Regions from separate parts of the Homo sapiens genome. Here region 2 is linked to region 1. A link is a loop called in an ENCODE intact Hi-C map of the cell type or tissue named here. Cell type or tissue: B cell. All regions are shown on one strand. Each heading gives the region's core, and the rest is flanking DNA. Links, peaks and the distances in the headings are about the cores only.

What was found. Peaks named below come from ENCODE experiments on the same cell type or tissue, not always from the same donor. Only the 100,000 strongest peaks of a DNase experiment are listed, where the experiment ranks them.
Region 2: a loop joins it to region 1, with 9 times the contacts of the local background. A loop is called at or near these places in 1 of 110 quality-filtered maps.

Annotation. Positions count from the first base shown.
Region 1 is chr3:180,209,510-180,216,607 of GRCh38, reverse strand. It overlaps the pseudogene GAPDHP36. Among named protein-coding and RNA genes, the nearest start is that of PEX5L, 180 kb to the right of the region's middle. In B cell, for the core only: no CTCF peak of the experiment used is centred there; no DNase peak of the experiment used is centred there.
Region 2 is chr3:180,263,016-180,270,113 of GRCh38, reverse strand. No RefSeq gene overlaps it. Among named protein-coding and RNA genes, the nearest start is that of LINC02053, 150 kb to the left of the region's middle. In B cell, for the core only: no CTCF peak of the experiment used is centred there; no DNase peak of the experiment used is centred there; H3K27ac peaks cover 1,083 bases.

The DNA.
Region 1 (7,098 bases), core at 1,109-6,108:
ATTTGATGGGCTTTCTCTGGCCACTAAATAGAAACTCTGGCAGAACCTATGCTTTGGGGGCACTCGTTAAGTAATACACAATGCTACGGTATTTTTTTAAGTCACTAAAGAACATTTTCAGTTCTGTAATTAAATATACAATTTAATATGTTAATCAACATTTCAATCTTTATACAAAGGCAAGAATGCCATCCCAATGTACCCCACTCCAGGAAAGCCCTTTATTGGGGTGAGCTGCTCCTTTCTTTAGTCTCAGACCCTTCTGTTGGCATACAGGAAGAGAAGAGGGGAATGGAACCAAAAGGTCTTAGTTTATGGACTTAACATACAGCTATTTAAATCAAACTTTTGCAGCTTCACTTGCAAAAACCCCTTCCAAGACCTCCTCACTAATTTTCTATCTGTGATGCTTTATTCTTTTTATTAAAGAGAACCTGTCAAATTCTACAAGCTTAAGAACTCAAAAAATCTGGATCTACTCACGTGTCACAGTGCTGCCTTAAGCTGGCTCCACAGTCCATGGTTCTGGCTAATGATTAAAACTGGTGGTTCCCAAGTAGACAGAGCAGGTGGGTTCTTCCAAGGTTCTCCTGCTAGGCCAATCTGCGATGACTTCCAGGATGTCAGTAGCCCCACACTTTGGCTGGTTGCTCTAGCTCTCACCTCAGTTTCTGATTTTCCAGTAGTCCTTTCTATTCAGACCTTCTACTAGACTCCACTCACTTTCCAGCAGCAGCTCTCTTCAGCAGAACCTTACTGCAGATTCCACGTATGTTTTCTGGGCTTTGTGCACCTTTGGACCCACCATTAGAGAAAGAGCATTTTCATCTGACTCAGGCTATTTCTTTCCACACTTCCACTAAGGCTGAGAGCCACAGCCTCTTGCGTGTGTGTCACACACCAGTTCAAGGCTCCTCTGTACTTTCAGAGTGGTCTTTTGGAAGCCCACTCCCTCTAGGCTGGAAGTGAAGGAGAAACAGCTTTACCATATTCCCTTTGAAGCAGAGAGAGGATAGAAGTTCCCTTTAAGGAAATCTCTCATAAATCTTCCGCCTTCTTTAATCTTTTGATTTCTTATAGTCTCCTTGTGGGGTAATTTTCCTTCAAAAATTTGTTTCTGCCTAGAAATTCACTTTGAGATGTCCCAAGTGTTGTATTGTGGGGTCATAGTTATAATTCCAGTTTAACATCTTCTCACAGACCCAAGAAAATCCTCTCTACTTTTGGAAAGCGTTGATAATCCAAAACACTTCCTTTCAACTTCCAAAATCCCTCTGCCATGGGTAGTTATGTTCAGTTCTACACGAAACAAGGTTAACTCCTCTTCTACTCACTAGCCATTTGCGATAGGCTGAATAATGCAAACCACCAGCCCTACTCCCTTGAAGATATCTGCATCCTAATTTCCAGAACCTGTAAATGCTACCTTCTGGGCAAAAATGACTTTGCACATCTGATTAAGCACCTTGAGATGAGGAAATTATCCTGGGTTATCCAAGTGAGCCTTAAGTGTAATCACAAATGTCCTTATAAAGGGAGGCAGAGGGAGATTTTACTACAGAAGAGAAGAAAATGATGGGATGATGATGAAAGCAGACATGAGATTTATGCGCTTTGATGATGGAAGAAGGAGCCACAGACCAAGGAATGCTAGTGGCCACTAGAAGCTGGAAAAGGTAAGGCAATGGATGTTCTCCCTTTATACCCTCTAGAAGGAACCTACCTCACCATATCTTTACCTTAGCCCAGTAAATCTGATTCCAGACTTCTGACCTCCAGAATTCTAAGAGAATATATTTGTTTTGTTTTAAGCCACCAAGTTTGTGGCTTAAAACCCCCTTAAGATGATTGAAGAGTGTCATAGCTTCTGAAGATGCAGTAAAGAAGTTGTGTTGTCCAGAAGGATTGAGGCCCCTGCTCAGCAATATTCAAGCAAAAAGAAGTTCCTTTCCCAGTTCCCCAGCATAATCCAACTTAAATAAACCTTGCTGTTCTAAAATGGTTGCTTATGAGTTTGTTTTTGTTTTGTTTTGTTTTTGAGGTAGGTTCCCCCAAAGAAGCTCACCAATTAGTTGTTATCCAGTCAAATTTCTACCCTGTCTACTCCTTGGGGCCTTCTCTAACTCTGAGAAAATAAAAATGAAAACAAAAATTTTGGAGGTACTAGTCCATGTTTTCACTACTGTAGACAGTTCCAAAGTTCTCTTTGATTGAAGCTTACCTCTTTTGTTCTAATAAGTTTAGCAGGCTGCATTACTGCCTTTTACCAAAGAGCTTTAAATGATCCCTGCCTGGTACTATTTTTGGTATCCAGGACAATAGATTATTATAGACAAAAGAAAAAATTTAGGGCAGTCCTCCAAAAATAGGACATCTCGTTTTGAAATAAATTATCTCTTACTTGGTCCCAAGGTATCTTGCAGAGCCAAAAAAATTCCCCAGGGAAGCAAAGCAAAGACCTTGACAGCATTTTGGGCAGCAAGTTTGAGTTGATTCTATTTTGTTCATTCTTTAAGTTTGGTCAATGTCCTGTATCCATTTGCATGACTCTTACCAAGTTCCCGCAGCAACTAGGTACTTTGGCAGTTTCAATTTAGCACTCTTGACATGGGCTCTTATTCTCTTAGCAAAGCCCAGAATGCAAAGAAATTTCAAGTATCAGCATATACATTTTTCTACCTTGCTATAAGGATTACATGATTTGTGTTTTAACAAATTTGTAAATTTATTTGCAAATTATTATACCATTTGCAAACAAAGACATAAGAACAACATAACTTCTCCATAACCAGTGTTATGCTAAACATTTTTGCTGGTATGAAGTTACATTTCTTTCACTCTTTGCTTTCTGTCAAAAGAATAAATTCAACGGAATTCAAGTCAGCCTGCACTTATGGAGCCTGTACAGTGTACTACCAGATGACATGCTGGACACTGATTACAAAAGGGGCATGCATATGTTCTCCTTCTTTAGAAGCTCACAGGCAGGAAAGTGACACACATGCAAAAGAAAACCATTCTAAAATGTGAGGATAATGTAAGTACAAGTGCAAAGAGGACAAAAGTGAGGGAGCAGTTCCTTCTGTTTGGGAGGGTGTTTTGCATGGTTAAAGTAAAGAGGTGTTCAAAGTATGATTTCATAAATCACACAGTTTATTGCCATACAAAGAATTTTTTATGATTTCACAGTGCTCAAAGAGGGGAAGAGTAACGGGAACAAATCTCACAAGAACTTACTCATTAGATGAGATGCATTAAACATATGGTGAGTGAGTTTCAATTTCATTTAAAGTCCAATTATTAAAGTCTATTTGCTCCACTGAGATGGAAGCAGACCTCTGTGACTGTAAGGTCTAATTAAAGTTTTGAGGCACATCTTTCTATGAGCAGTTCACAGTGTGTTGGGGGATTGAACTGGGTCAAGGACTCCCCAGCACCTGAGGGTCTCTCTCTTTTTCTTATCCTCTAACTGAGGCTAGTGGTCCAGGAGGCTCTCACTCCTTGGAGGACATGTGGTCCATAAAGTCTGCCACCTTGCTACTGTAGCCAAATTCATTGTCATACCAGGAAATGAACTAGTCAAAGTGGTTGTTAGGGCAATGCCAGTCCCAGCATGGAAGGTAGAAGAGTAGGTGTCACTGTTAGAGTCTAGGAGACAACCAGGTCCTCGGTGTAGCCCAGGATGCCCTTTAGGAGAATATCCAATGTCTGCTTCATCACCTTCTTGGAGTCATCACATTTGGCAGCTTTCTCTGGACAGTCCATAGAAAGCTGGAGACACAGCCTGGGGATGGGGACACAGAAGGCCATGCCACTGAGCTTTCCATTCAGCTCAGAGATGACCTTGCCTACAGCCTTGGAAGCATCAGTAGAGGCAGGCATGAAGTTCTGGCTAGCCTCATGGCTGTCACAACACAGTTTCCCAGAGAGGCCTTCCCAGTCTTCTTGGTGGCAGTGATGGCATGGATTGTGATCTTGAGTCTCTCCGTGATGCCAAAATTGTTATTGATGACATTGGCCAGGAGGGCTAAGCACTTGGTAGTGCAGGAGGAATTGCTGACAATCTTGAGGGAGTTGTCACACTTCTCATCATTCATGCTCATAAATATGGGGACATCAGCAGACGGGACAAAGATGATGACCCTATTGGCTCCACCCTTCATATGAAGTCAGACTTTTACAAGAAAATGAAGACACAGTAGATTCCACAACAAATTCATTACAAGAATTACCCCATTTCATGTCAGGATCTCACTTTTAGAAGATGGAAATGGGTTTTTCATTTATAACAACCTTTTGGTTCTCAGTCTTGGCTATGCCGTTGAACTTGTTATTTGGTGGAATCATACTAGAACACATAGACAATGTACTTGATGTTAACAAAGGGGTCAGTGATGGCAACGACATCCACATTGCCATCACTTCAGCATGTGTCTCAACGATGCTTCCGCTGTCCCTGTATGAGAAGATGTGTCTGTCTGTCAAATGGGAAGAGCAGAGAGTCTGTAAGTTTTAAAATCACATTAGGTGTTAGTTTCTTTACATGCATTACTTCTAATTCTTACAACAATTAGTAAGGCTTATTAATCTCCTTTTTCAAATGATGAAATAGAAATAAATGACATTAAATGATTTTTTAAGGCAATAGACCTAGAGAGAGAGGAATTTGGATTTCAACTTACTCAGATTTGTTCCAGAGTTGATATACATTTCTTCTCACCCACAGATTATCAAATGGGATAAAGTGCTTTTTTTTGGAGGGGGGCAGGGGTAGGGGGGAGGTGGGAAGCAAGCTCCAAAAGTGAGGTATTTTGATTGCTATTTTCTAATTGATTACCGAGATAGTTCAGAGATTCTGCAAACACAGTTTCTTAAAATTGTCAGATGAAATTCTCTTTAGGAAACAAAACTATTATGTAACCATAAGTATTTTGTTATACTATACCCTGGCCTGTGACTTTTGAAACAAACTTTTCACTTTTGCTCTGTTCGCCATATGCTAAGTGTGACTGAATGTACCATTGCTGAGAGTCCAAAGGAGCCTGATAGGGGCGGGGGCAGGGCAATAACTGACAATGAGTGAGTGAGGAAGTCACTGCCTTTTCAATTTTCTTTCGATATATTCTGACTACATGAAGGAGGAATCTTAGTTTGATGCTGTTTTTCTCTAATATCTCTCTAATACCAGACAATCTCCCTTTTTATCAAAGTGAAGGCAGATTCAGGCTGGAATCTTTCTTGTCTAGCTAAGATAGCTCTGCTTTTGTTTATTTTCACAGTTTTCTTGTATTTATAACAACGGATTCTGGTTTTCTCCTTATGGTAATGACACCTAGTTTCCTTTGATAACAAATTTATTTGAGTTAAAGTGACTCCATTTCTTTTTAATTTTTAATTTTTGTGGGTACATAGTAGGTCTATACATTCATGGGGTACATGAGATACTTTTATAAAGGTATACTATGCATAAAAATCACATGAGGATAAAAGAGGTATTCATCACCTCAGGTGGTTATCCTTTTGTGTGTACAAACAATCCAATTATATTCTTTTAGTTATTTCAAAATGTACAATAAATTATTGTTGACTGTAGTCACCCTGTTGTGCTATCAAATACTAGATTTTATTCATTATATCTAATTATATTTTTGTACCTGTTAACCATCCCCACTCCCCACCCCTCACTACCTTTCCCAGACTCTGGTAACCATCATCCTACTATCTCCATTAGTTCAGTTGTTCTAATTTTTAGCTCCCACAAATAAGTGAGGGCATGTGAAGTTTATCTTTCTGTTCCTGGCTTATTTCACTTAACATAACGTCCTCCAGTTCTATCCATGTTGTTACAAATGACAGAATCTCATTCTTTTTATGGCTGAATACTATTCCATTGTGTATATGGACCACCTTTTCTTTATCCATTTGTTTGCTGATGGACACAGCAGTTGCTTCCAAATGTTGGCTATTGTGAACAGTGCTGCAACAAACATGTGAGTACAAGATATGTCATCAGTATACTGATTTCCTTTCCTTTAGGTATATGCCTAGCAGTGGGATTGCTGGATCATATGGTAGCTCTATTTTTAGTTTTTTGAGAAACCTCCAAACTGTTCTCCATGGTAGTTGTACTAATTTACATTCTCACCAACAGTGTACGAGCATTGCCTTTTTTCTATTTTTAGTTTTTTGAGAAACCTCCAAACTGTTCTCCATGGTAGTTGTACTAATTTACATTCTTGCCAACGGTGTACGAGCATTGCCTTTTTTCCCACATCCTCACCAGCATTTGATATTGTGCCTGTCTTTTGGATATAAGCCATTTTAACTGGGGTGAGATGATCTCATTGTAGTTTTCATTTGGATTTTTCTGATGATCAGTGATGTTTAGCACCTTTTCATATGCCTGTTTGTCATTTGTATGTCTTCTTTTAAAAAATGTCTATTCAGAGCTTTTGCTCATTTTGTAAATCAGATTATTAGATCTGTTTCCTATTGAGTTATCTGAACTCCTTATATATTCTGGTTATTAATCGCTTGTCAGATGGGTAGTTTGCAGATATTTTCACCCATTCTGTGGTTTGTCTCTTCACTTTGTTGATTGTTTCCTATGCTATGCAGAAGGTTTTTAACTTGATGTGATCTCACTTGTCCATTTTTGTTTTGGTTGCCTGTGCTTGTGCAGTATTATTAAAGAAATCATTGCCCAGTTCAATGTCCTAGAGAGTTTCCCTAATGTTTTAATAGTTTCATGGTTTAAAGGCTTAGATTTAAGTATTTAATCCATTTTGATTTTATTTTTGTACCTGGCAAGGGATAAGGGTCTGGTTTTATTCTTTGGCATACAGGCATTCAGTTTTCCCAGCACCATTTATTGAAGAGAATGTCCTTTCCCCAGTGTATCCTTTTGGAACCTTTGTTGAAAATGAGTTTGCTATAGGTGTATGGATTTGTTTCTGGGCTTTCTATTCTTTCCCATTGGTCAGTGTATCTATTTTAAGCCAGTACCATGTCGTTTTGATTACAGTAGCTCTCTAGAATAATTTAAAGACAAATAATGTGATTACTCTAGGTTTGTTCTTTTTACTCAGGATGTCTTTG
Region 2 (7,098 bases), core at 1,076-6,075, 54 kb before region 1:
TTCTAATGTTTATATAGAACCAAAACAAAGCAGAATAGCTGAAGCAATTGTAGGCCAAAAGAATAAAGCTACATATTACCCATTCTCAAACTATACTGTAAGACAACAGTAACCAAAACAGCATGGTACTAGTACAAAAACAGACTCATAACCCAATGGGACAGAATATAAACCCAGAAATAGAGCTCCACACCTACAGCCATCTTATCTTTGACAAAGCTAACAAAAATAAACAATGGGGAAAGGATTTTGTGTTCAATAAACAGTACTGGGATAGCTAGCCATATGAAGAAGAATGCAGCTGGACTCCTACCTTTCACCATATACAAAAATTAACTCAAAATGAATTAAAGACGTAAATGTAAGACTTCAAACTCTAAGAATCCTAGAAGAAAATCTAGGAGACATCATTTTGGACATTGGTCTTGGTAAAGAATTTATGACTTAGTTCTCAAAAGCAATTTTCAACAAAAACAAAAACAGAAAAGTGAGACCTAAGTAAACTAAAGTACTTCTGCACAGCAAAAGAAACTATCAACAGAATAAATAGCCTAAAAAATGGGAGAAAATATTCACAAATTATGCATCTGACAAAAGTCTAATATCCAGAATCTATACTAAAAGAATTCAACAAGCAAAAATAAATAACTCCATTAAAAATAGGCAAGACATGAACAGACACTTCTCAATAGGAGATATACAAGTGGCCAAAAAACATATGAAAAAAATGCTCCACCTCACTAATCATCAGAGTAATAAATCAAAACCACAATGAGAAATCATTCTAACAACCAGTCAGAATGGCTGTTATTAAAAATCAAAAAACAATAGACATGGATAAAAGGAAACACTTATCCACTGTTGGTGGGAATTTAAATTAGTTCAGCCACTGTGGAAAGCAATTTGGCGATTTCTCAAGGGACTTAAGACAGAACTACCATTCAACCTAGAAATCCCGTTACTGTGTATCCATCCAAAAGAACACTCATATGTTCATCGCAACACTATTCACAATAGCAAAAACATGGAATTAACCTAGGTACCCATCAAAGGAGAATTGGATAAGGCTCTTCCTTTATAGACGCTTTATTTTAAGGGGATGAATAATACTTTGTTGAGTGAATATTTCTTAGTTTACTTAGGCAGTCCTCTAATAACCACTGAAGTTGTTTCAAAGGTTTAAGTATTATCACATAGCAAACATCTTTATATCCAGTAATCTCTGAAAAAAAATCTCTGATTTTAATTTTAGATGAATACCTAGAAGTAGAATTCTTTGTTTTCTTTTGTAAAAAGCTATAAATTCTTTGAGCCTCTTTGTGTATAGTCCCAAATTAGTTTCCAGAAAAGTTGTACCAAAATAGTCTTACACCAGTGTTAGAGAAGAGTAACTCTCTCAACATACTGTCACCAGCATTAAATATTAATTTTCAATCAATTTTGTTATTTAATGTAAAGAACATATAATCTTTTTGACTTATCAAAAGGAAAATTACTTTCTGTTCATATGAATAGCAGCCTGCTGGTCAGCAAGTTTTGTGAGCCCCTGCAGAGACAGCCTAGAAGTCAATTATCAATATTCACCATTGGAAATCTTGCCTTCGATCAATATATTTGGAAGAAATGTGCTATCACGCATGTTATGTGATACAGACTTTATTAAACTTGTTCTCATTTTTTAAAAAGCTTTATTCTGAACTGAAGGATAATAATGAGCATTGACTTTAGACGTGGTCTTTTATTTTAGATGTAGCTGTGCATTTTATGACTGTCTTAAATTCACTCAATGCTTCTTTCTTGAGAGCATTCATTCGATATTTAAGAAACATTTACTGCGTGTATACAGTGTTTTGGTATGTATTATTTAACATACATTTATTAAGTATCTATAGTATTCTATGATAAACTAAGTGTTGAGGCACAGTGGGAAAGAAAACAGTTCTTGTCCTAAAAGCTTAATCCTTGTACGTGATTTACAATAGCAAATTCAAATAGTCCAGATAATCTCAGCAATTGGAGAAAATTTCTGAAAATATATCTGCACATTATGAGAAATAGAAGTGAAAAATTCAACTTTCTGACTGCCAGCCAAGAGCTCAATCTACTTAAAAATAATTGTACATCAGGATATTTCAACTAATAATGTTTGTGTATCATACAATTACAATTAAATATATAGTATGTACATGTGACTTAGAAACCAACTAGTCTCTATTCTCTGTATAAAAATGGACAGAGAAAAGACTTTTCTTCATATGAAATATGTAGAATATTCATAAACTCTGTTTTATCTTTATACATTCTATAACTTAGTTTTTTTTTCAGAAGAGAGATTAGATTCTAGTTCAGAAAACACGACTCAGTGCTATCTGATGTTCATTTCTGTCTTTGAACTGCACTGTCAATGACACTTCAAAAGAAAACTGGACACAGGACTTGGCACATACTTTAAATGTCAACATTGAATCTCCCTGACAAGAAGGAAAACCCTCAGAATTTTCGACCAACAGACATAGACCATCCTGTTGCTGTACTTCTCAGTCTTGGTGACAGTTCTCCTATTTGTCTAGAGCTTTTTCTGTGTCAAGAACATGTCTTTCTTTATTAGGCATATCTGGATTTATAATTCTCTTCATGAAAACACTGCTTAGAAGCTATCTCCTGGCCACAAGATGTGCAGATAATATCACTTTCATTTTCTGCTCTCCCCTCACAGTGCTCTAAGAAGTTAGTTTCTCTTTTGAAAGATGGCTTACTGATTAGAATGGAGTCAGGACATGATTATAGAAAGACAGTCTAGTATATAGTTAGGCCATGTCAGGACAGTGACTGGATAGTGTTACAAACGTGAGGGAGCTTTATAGCTCTCCAGTCACCATGCTAGTGAGGAGCAAGTTAAGGAACCATTATCTGAATGTCTGAAATATCAAGGGCATGTTTCTCAACATGCTTCAGTAAAACAGCCAATAAATACATCCTTCTGTTTTTCTTAGCACTTTCCTGTTCTTAGAGGAGTAGGAGTACTTTTTGTGGAATATTGAAGAAAGAATAGTTTTATATGTCAGACAGACTTGGGTATCAGTCTTGATGCTACTAAGTAAGTATGCTGTCTTGGGCTTAAGCTCCCTAAACTTCCAATTCCTCACCTATAAAATTGGGGAAATACTTTTAAAGAAGTGAAGCATAACTCCTCACTTCTGAAGTGTGAATTGTGCATAGTGACTTCCTTCCAAAGAGTATAGTATAGAAAGAAGGAAAAACAAGTAACTACAGTGGAGAAAACTGACAAGCCTGACCCCAAGTTTAAGATTAACAATGATGCTCATGTTAATAGCATATATTCTTGATATCATGTGATGAGAATGGCATTTTTCTCCCTTCTCCCCAAAAAACCCCATAATCCCAGTCTTATGAGAAAAGTATCAGAAGAAAACAAACTGAAGGACATTCTGCAAAACACTCTAACCAATACTCCTAAGCATGGGAAAATCATAGCCATCTTTACTTGATGTGAAGATTAAAACATATGTTTTAATTATTACATTATTATTGGATAATTACATATCATTCAAAATATACATTCCCACCCCATTAACATCAGGTTTGGCCATGTGACTTGCTTTGACAAATAAAATGTGAGCAGAAATGAAGCGTGTCCCTTCTGAGCTTCTATCTTGTGGCTTTCATGCTCTATTTTTCCTCTAAAACCTCATTAAGAACTCTCAGACAGTCAACCCAGATCCTAGAATGTAGACAATTAACTGCTGAGTGGCAGTTGACCTGGAGTATATATGTAGCATGAAAGAGAAATCAATGTTTTTGTAAGCTACTGAGATGTTGAGGTCATCCTTTGATAGCGTAACTGAGCTTAAGCTGAGGACCTAGTTCTAATCAGGTAATGGAGTCCATACATTTTTACCTTCTGTTTCCCTCCGCTTCTTGCTCTTCCCCCATGTCCCCTCCACTTTCTTCTCTTTCCCCTTCCATCAACTTTTCCTTCTCAGATTATCTTATAATTTATAAGTATCTCCTTCCCACTAACTGCCTTTAGACTTTAGCATTCTAGCTCTTCTTACATTTGCTCTTAGTTGTTTACATCACTTAGATTTTTCTGGTGTTTTCAGCTAGAAGCATCCATGAGTGATTGAGGTTGAGATAACCTCCTTCTGCTATTCATCTGCCTTTCTTTTTACTCTTTCTACATTGGTTTCCTGATGAAATTGAATTAAAATTAAGATCCAGAACCCTTTGAATGGAAAAAGAAACCACTACAAGGGAAATTAAGGGTGTTTTTAAAGAGGTTAGGAGCTGATTATAAGCATGTAAGCCTCATACTTTCATTTTTTCTTTTAGCATCAGCCATCTCCTGAATCACTGCCCAGTTGCCAGATGCAAGTTTCTTTCTCCAAAGTAAGCCTGGCCAATTCAGCAATTCTTGTTGACTCATCCAGCCTTCTTGTTCACCCAGGACTTACTTAGGCATCCAAAATGAAATTAAATTTAGATTCCTTAATCCTGAGATATCTGTACCTGATAAATGATGCATAGGACATACAGACAGAAAGGATTCCTCTTAATTATGTTCAATTTTAATTTCACATGGATGCAATTTATATGGGAAAATATGATTAGGTTGACCCAGCATTCACAAAATCAAAATATCCAAGCAACCATCTTTACAGGAAACGAATATCCATAGCACACAACTAGAAGAATCTCTGATGGGGTGGTGCTGTCAGACAGTATCAGAAGGAGCTGGTGTTGTGAAGTTAGACACATTTCACATCAGTTTCAAGATTAATTCGGTGGCACAGATAGCAAGAGTTGCTCACTGTTATCAGGTAAGCACACACGATTTTTTTCTAGTCTCTGGTAAGAAAGATTGAAGGGGTTGATTTTCCTTCTCAATTTCAATCTTCAAATTTATATTGCCATCTAAGGAGGTCATTTATCTCTCTCATCTGAACACATAGGATATGTCTGCCCAGGAGGATTCTCTGGGCATCTGGGAGCAAAATATGAAGTTAGTCTGCAAGATAGCTGATTGTTCAGGAATAACCCATGAACTTCTTCCATGAAAAATCCTGATGGCATGGCTGTGCTGGGAGTTTAAAGGAGATTGCCCTTTCAACCGCACAGGGGTTGGGTGTTATGGTGGAAGTGGGAAGAATGTCATAGGGTTTCAGAAAAATGCAAAAGAAGAGTGAATACTTTTTCTTTGCCAGAAAAGAACCTTGAATAGGATGCATTTTTCTAGTACAAAAAACTTAATTGCGTAGTTCTGAAAGATAGATCATTGTTCAGTTCATTTTGCTAGAGTTGGCAACTATGTAAAATTTGGATAAACCCAATTCTAAGTCCTATAAATGTTTGTTGGTGGTTAGAGCTCTGTAGCTTCTTAAAAAGCTGACTGGGCAATTTTCACAATGTTTAAGAATTACGTAGAATTTCCACTACTGTTTCTTTCCAGGCCAAGAAAGAGAATGTCGTGGGCAGTAATGGATGAGACAGTCCATCTGGAAAACACTTATTTGCCTTACAGGTTTTGTTAATTCAGCAAATTGGTCCTAAATTTTTTTGAACTCATTATATAAACACTTGCTGGTCATCAAATTGCTATTTTTTCTATCCCTAGCTCAATTTTTTTTAAAGATTATTTCACTATGTACTTTAATTTTTGAAGTTTCTTTGTGGGAACAAGAGCTAATTTGCTAAGTACTTTATCCTTTTTCATATACAAATTTTACAACATTCTAAGGATTTCTGAAAATATACTTTGAAACACGACTTACACCATCCACTTGAAGACAAAGCAGGAAGGTCATATAGCAAATATTCTGATCATCACATGCAATTGCTAAGAAGAATAAATCAATAGAAACAATTAAAAATGTGTCAAACATAATAAAAAGAACAATTATCCAACAAACGGATGCTTATAATCTTGATAGCTTGAGATGGAGGTTAAGCCCAGAAAGTACATTTGAATTCACGAGAGAAAGAAATGCACTTTTAAAATATCAAAAGATAAATAGCAATATTTTTCAAAATACAGATGCTCCTCGACTTATGATGGGGTTATGTCCTGATAAACCCATCACAAGTTGAAAATATCATAAGCCAAAAATGCATTTAACACATCTAACCTACTGAACATTATGCTTAGCCTAGCCTACCTTGAACATGCTCAGAAAACTTACATTACCCACAGGTGGAAAAATCATCTAACACAAAGACCATTTAATAATAAAGTGTTAAATATCTCATGTGATGTGTTGAATACGGTATGAAAAATACAAAATGGAATGGTTGGGTTACTTGAAATTTGGTTTCTACTGAATACATATCACTTTTATACCATCATAAAGCCAAAAAATCATATGTCAAACCATTTTAAGTCAGGGACTGACTGTCTGTATATCGTTTCTATCTTTTTAGGACTTGACATAAGGCATTCATGGGGTCCAGGGAGAACATAATTAATTCCTAAAATAGCATGTACTTGTGGATAGGTCATTCATAGAAAACTTTACTTTGTAAGACTTCAATATTCAAATATTAGCATATTACATAAAAATATGAGGGATGGACAGAGCACTAATGGCCAAGGAGAGTTACTAGGGACAAAACTCCTGGCTTGGTTCTAGATACAAAGTCTGTGTCTAGATTTTTGAATGAAAGGAAAATGGAAAAATAATTGGGGATTTGGAGGATATGGTGAATGCATATCCTCCACATTTAAAAACAAATTTTGTGGGTACATAGTAGGTGTATATATTTATGGGGTACATGAAATGTTTTGATACAGGCATGTAATGCATAAAAATCACATCATGAAGAATGAGGGCTGGGCGCGGTGGCTCACGCCTGTAATCCCAGCACTTTGGGAGGCCGAGATGGGCGGATCACGAGATCAGGAGATCGAGACCATCCTGGCTAACACGGTGAAACCCTGTCTCTACTAAAAATACAAAAAATTAGCCGGGCGTGTTGGCGGGCGCCTGTAGTCCCAGCTACTCGGGAGGCTGAGGCAGGAGAATGGCGTGAACCCGGGAGGTGGAGCTTGCAGTGAGCTGAGATTGCGCCACTGCACTCCAG